2 separate regions of the Homo sapiens genome follow, and region 2 is linked to region 1. A link is a loop called in an ENCODE intact Hi-C map of the cell type or tissue named here. Cell type or tissue: Calu3. All regions are shown on one strand. Each heading gives the region's core, and the rest is flanking DNA. Links, peaks and the distances in the headings are about the cores only. Region 1 overlaps PIWIL4-AS1 (PIWIL4 antisense RNA 1). Region 2 has its middle 5.8 kb from the start of AMOTL1.

Evidence for each region. Peaks named below come from ENCODE experiments on the same cell type or tissue, not always from the same donor. Only the 100,000 strongest peaks of a DNase experiment are listed, where the experiment ranks them.
Region 2: a loop joins it to region 1, with 10 times the contacts of the local background. A loop is called at or near these places in 59 of 110 quality-filtered maps.

Annotation. Positions count from the first base shown.
Region 1 is chr11:94,621,488-94,624,410 of GRCh38, forward strand. The region is part of intron 4 of PIWIL4-AS1 (PIWIL4 antisense RNA 1); the gene reads right to left. Among named protein-coding and RNA genes, the nearest start is that of LINC02700, 15 kb to the right of the region's middle. In Calu3, for the core only: a CTCF peak has its summit at 1,840 (motif pointing right); a DNase peak (open chromatin) is centred at 1,824.
Region 2 is chr11:94,761,116-94,764,038 of GRCh38, forward strand. It overlaps a transcript of AMOTL1 not described here. Among named protein-coding and RNA genes, the nearest start is that of AMOTL1, 5.8 kb to the right of the region's middle. In Calu3, for the core only: a CTCF peak has its summit at 1,269 (motif pointing left); a DNase peak (open chromatin) is centred at 1,276.

The sequences.
Region 1 (2,923 bases), core at 299-2,798:
GCAAAACCTCTTACCCACTAGAGCACATCACCATTAATCTTTGAGTTCTATTTCGGAAACTGAGCTGATCACTTGCTCTCTTGATGGGACTTTATTTCACTTAATAGCAGCTTCTCCCAGTGATGACCTTGCTTCCTATTTACTGATAAAAAGGAAGCTATCAGAAGAGAACTTTTGCAAACCTCTCGTTATCTCTACCTTCACCTAACGGCATCTGTACCCATAGACTCTGCCTGCCCTTCCCTTTATTATGAGTGCAGCATGTCTGTTCCTATAAGGCGCTCCACCTCTGTACTAAATCTCAATCCCTCTGACCTGTGAAGGATGCTGCTCTAGCAGTTCTCCCTTCTCCTTTCTGCATCATCAGTTTTCTCTCTCACTACTGGCTCATTCTCACTGGCATTATAAATATGCTGTTATTTCTCTCATCTTAAAAAGCCATTTCCTCTAGCTTCCACCCCATTGCCTGGCACTTCTTTACAGGAAAAACATCGCAAAAGAAGAGTCTGTGCTTGATGTATCCAATTCTGTATTCCAATCACAATTTCACCACAACCACTACAGCAAACTTGCCTTAGTCAACACCACCAATAACCTCCACTTTGCTAAATCCAATGGTCACCTCTTGGTCCTTGTCTTGCTTGACCCAGTCAATCATTTCCTCCCTCTGAGACATTCTTTATTTGGCCTGTAGAATAACACTCTCCTGATTTCTCTCCTACTGCATATTGATCACTCATGCTGTCTCCTTTTGTGGCTTTTCCTCATCTTCTCAACCTTTTCATGTTGGAATGCCCCAGGAATGAGAATACAGCTACATGCAAAAGATATTTTGATGAGGGATAGATCAGAGTTCAAATTCTGCTTACCACGGGAAGGTCTGTGGAAGTCTGCAACAAAGGGTGGCAGGAGAGTGGCAAGTGCTCTCTGGGGACAAGGGAAGCAGGCCACAGGAGGGATGCCAATGCACAGGTTACATCACTTTGCACTGAAAATATTCTTTTCCTATTTGAGAGTTTTGTCCAGACATAGTAGAAATGCACCCAACAGGGGTCTACCAATAATAGGATAACCATTTTGTGAAGCATGAGGGTGGAGGGGACTTAATAAGTTTCAGGGCCAGTGCCATGCCTACATATACACATTTAATCTCCACAAGAACTGTATAAATTAGGTTATAATGACCATTTCAGATGGTAAAGCTGGGGATTAAAGATACCACGTGACTCACTGAAGTTTATGAGATTAATAAATTGTGGAGCTAGAATTTGTCCTCAGGTTTGTTTGCAAAACCTGTAAGATGAACCAAAAGAGTCTACACCCTTGATAAAAGATACTCTAAGATTTAAAAAATTTCTCCCAGAGCACTAATGTGAGGTAGTGCCTTATGGGATTTAAAGATGGCATTATATGGCGGGCACCTGTAGTCCCAGCTACTCGGGAGGCTGAGGCAGGAGAATGGCGTGAACCCGGGAGGCAGAGCTTGCAGTGAGCCGAGATTGCACCACTGCACTCTAGCCTGGGACGACAGAGCAAAACTCTGTCTCAGAAAAAAAAAAAAAAAAAAAAAAGATGGCATTATATAGCAAGTCTTTGGAGACAAGGCACTGATCCAATTCAAGGTGGTGGGTTTTGTTTTTGTTTATCTTGTTGTTTTCTTCCTTCAAAGTAGAACGGTGATATAAATCCCCACTACCTAACCAGCCAGCTTGTATAAATCCACACGAAACATTTTGATTAGGCAATACAACCTTCTGCAGAGCGCCCACCCACCCTTTTAAGTACTGCCCCAGGAAATGACTTCTTACCCCTTTAACCCACCAGAGGGCACACAAGGACTGCTGTGTGAATAGAGTCCTTCATCATGGCAGTGTCATAGGCTTCAACAAACAATTTCAGGTAAACTCCTAGAGGGCAACATGGGACTAAGAAATCTTCATATGAGCTCTGGTTCCAGCACGTTTGGTTGTCAGATGTGATAACTTCACTTTCTGGGACTCAGTTACCCAATCTGTAATATGAGAGGGCTTGGACAAGACCAGTGGTGCCTAATCTTGAGAAGATTAGAAGTTCCCATGTTTAAAAGCTTTAGAACAAAAAAATAGAGATGCCTGGGTCTACCTCTCAAAATAGTGATTTAAATGGTCTGAGATGGGGCCTGATCATCCGAATATTTTAAAAGTTCTCGAAATGGTTCTGATGTTCAGCCAGGGCTGAGGAATACTGGTTTAGATAATATATGAGACCTATTTCAGCTTCACGTTATGTGATTGCCACCTCTCACATGCATTAATTAGTTTTCCTTAGGCTACCAAGGACAAAGAGGAAAGGGAGCCTGTGCCAGGCTTCAGAGCAGCACTGGATTTGAATCCTAGAACCACCACTTATAGTCGTGTGACATTGGGCAAGTTACTTAACCTCTCTGAGCCTCAGTGTATCTACTTGTAAAAATGTCTAACAATGTCTGCATTGTAGAGTTATTGTAAGGATTAGAAATGTCAAATCTGAAGTATCTGGCCTTAATAAAGGGTATCATCTTATTAGACCTGAGGAGAGGAAATGAATCAAATGGCACAATTTAGTTAACAAATAGTTATGGGTTTCTATTATGTGCCAGGCACTGTACTAGATTCTGAATTCTACAATTCTACTTAAGGGAAAGCTTAATATTGTCTCTAGAAATAAACAATCTACCAGTTCCTATTTTATAGAAAGGATTTTGTAGTTTTTCTTTTATTTTGAGAACTGAGGGAGAGACTCTGGAAGAAAGTATACTTTAAATACATTTCTGTGGCCACCATGGAGTGGCCCATCAGATTATCCTTTAAAAGAACCTTCTGCAAGGAGCATAGTTGGCTGACAGCCTCTAAATGCTACAGCTTCAGGATCCACCACAGGGGTGATGAGACCATACCCTCCCCAG
Region 2 (2,923 bases), core at 131-2,630, 140 kb after region 1:
ACTTTGCCTTCTTTCAAACTTTATTGTCCTTTCAGTTAATCCTCTGTTTAGGACTTAATTTTTTTCTTTTTTCTTTTCTTTTTTTTTTTTTTAGACAGAGTCTTGCTCTGTTACCCAGGCTGGAGTGCAGTGGCGTGATCTCGGCTCACTGCAACCTCCGCCTCCCAGGTTTAAGTGATTTTCCTGCCTCCGTCTCCTGAGTAGCTTGGATTACAGGCACCTGCCACCATGCCTGGCTAATTTTTGTATTTTTAGTAGAGACAGGGTTTCACCATGTTGGCCAGGCTGGTCTCCAACTCATGACCTCAAGTGATCCGCACCCCCTGGCCTCCCAAAGTGCTGGGATTACAGGCATGAGCGACTGCGCCTGGCCCAGGACTTTATTTTTTCTAGTTATTTCTAATTTTTTTCTAGTTATTTTTAATTATTCCTCTCTCTCTCCCAATCCATACTTTGGACTTTTCTGAAGACTTGTACCTAGCATGATACTGGCTCTATGGCTGAGATGCAATAAATGCTTTCTGATTTCTTGATCAATAACTTATAGAACATTTAAGACATGAATTTTAACTTCTTCCCTCACTTTGAGTTTATGCTGTAAAACAAATTTTTCTCCTGAATGGAACCATCTAGAGTGTCTGGAGCCATTAGGAATGGTGAGAATTTCCCCACTTCTCTGTCTTTCCTTGGCTTTTAAAAAGGTGTAAGACCTGTTGGTCTGTAGTGCATATTCTGGAGAGAGAAGAACTAAAATTGCTGAACAGGTTGTGGAGGGGTCATTTCTCTCACTGTTCTTTCTATGAACTGAAAATATATGTTTTCAGTATAAACATCCAATAATTACTTTCAAAATGGGGATTACAAGGGTTCTTTAGGGTGAACATTCTGAACTTCAGCTATTGTGAAACTCCTTATTTTTAATAGTGGCTTTATGTTGTTTTAGAAACTCAGTATGATTCCAGTTTTAGAAACAAAAATGTGTCTATATCATCACTGGAAATCAGAGAGGAAAACATGATTAGTTTTTTTGCTCATGAAAAGAGGAAAGGGAAGCAATCATAATAGAATGATATATTATAGGGTGGATGGAACTGAAGCTGCTATTAGTATGCAATTAGATTCACCCAGTATCTCAATGGAATGATCAATATGATTAGAAGCTTGGGAGCTTCTTTTAAAGTGGGTAACATCAATTAATCAACTAACTCAGTGGTTCTCAATCAGAGGCAATTTTGCCCCCTAGGGGACATTTGGCAATGTCTGGAGACAGTTTTTGTTTTCATAAATGAAGGTAGAGGGGGTGGTTGCCACTGGCATCTAGTGGGTAGAGGCCATCCCTACAATGCACTGGGCAGTCTCTCACAACAAAGAATCATCAGCCCCAAATGTCAGAGGGCCAGGGTTGAGAAACCCTGCAATAACATCAGCCAAAAAAGTATTATGAGTTTTCAGTACTCCCAAGGTTTCCGTAGTAGTAGTAGCAAATAATGTTTAGAATAACTGTCATGTATCGAATATCTACTCCATGTCGGAATCTTTATATTTACAGCTGGTCTGTCTCAGTCCGGGTCTGACACCAGTTTGTTTGGGGCCAACGTCTCTACTCTTCTTCCTTACCCCATTTGGTACAGGTGCATTTTCTCTGGACATCAGCATATCTATCCTCAGTTTCTTGTGTTTATATAGATAAAATTATGTGTTTAGTGCATATTAGGTAATATGCTTACAGGAGAAAGCAGTCAAGCCAGAAGAGACTGGTGTGTCACTATGGGTGTGAAACGAAAAACATCCCGACAAACAGGCCTCAGATCTATAACTTAACGATCCCGCCAAACTACCTATGTAGCATGGTAGCACAGAGCCTGGTCCTCAGTAGGTACTTAATAAATATTTGTTGGGAAACTTTTTTCATAATCCACACAGAGTCCTTGATAAGCTTCAAATGGAGCAGGGTGTTCAAATGATCTCTTCTGTTGCATAACATTTTATTTGTTCCAGGAGCAGTTTCTTCATCCACAGGCACCTGATATTTCCAGAACTACACAAGTGTCGTACCTTGTGTATCTTCCCACTTGCCCTCCACATTGTCCTCCTTTTTGTTTTTCATTCTTTCACTCTGAGACCATCTGGTCCTGACAAAGGCTCATCCCCTTGCCCTTTCCTCTCCTTACGACAATGTACACTCAGTACTCTCTGCTTTAGACACTGCCAGTATTCCCTGAATTATGCTCCTGCCAACAGTTTGCAGGGCAGGGCATGTGTCAGAATCTTCAGAGGAGGCATGTGCTGTGTGAAAAAGCTTATTTGAGAATATTATTTTATATTTAGAAAAAGGCAGGAAAAAACACACTAGAGTTGACCCTTGAACAATGCAGGAGTCACGGGCGCTGACCCCCTCACACAGTTGAAAATCCAAATATAACTTCTGACTCCCCAAAAACTTAACTGCTAATAGCCTACTGTTGACTGGAAGCCTTACCGATAATATAAACAGTTGATTAACACATATTTCATATGTTATATGTATTAATACTGTATTCTTACAATAAATAATAAGCTATAGAAAAGAAAATGTTATTAAGAAAATCACAAGGCAGAGATGATCATCATAAAAGTCTTCATCCTTGTCATCTTCACATTGAGTAGGCTGAGGAGGAGGAAGAAGGGGGTGGGTTGGGCTTGCTGGTTCAGGGTGGCAGAGGTGGAGGAAGATCTGTGTGTAAGTTGACCTGCACTGTTCAAACCTGTGTTGTGCAAGGGTCTGCTGTATTGCCATTGTAAAACAGAGAACTGAAAGAAAAGGTTGGAAAAAAACTTCTCACCTGGTGATTATATAGGGGTTTATTAACTCTGGGGTTGATGTGACCATTTGATGTTTATAAAAAGAAGAAATTAAAAGAAAAGGTGTTTAGAAGCATGGCAG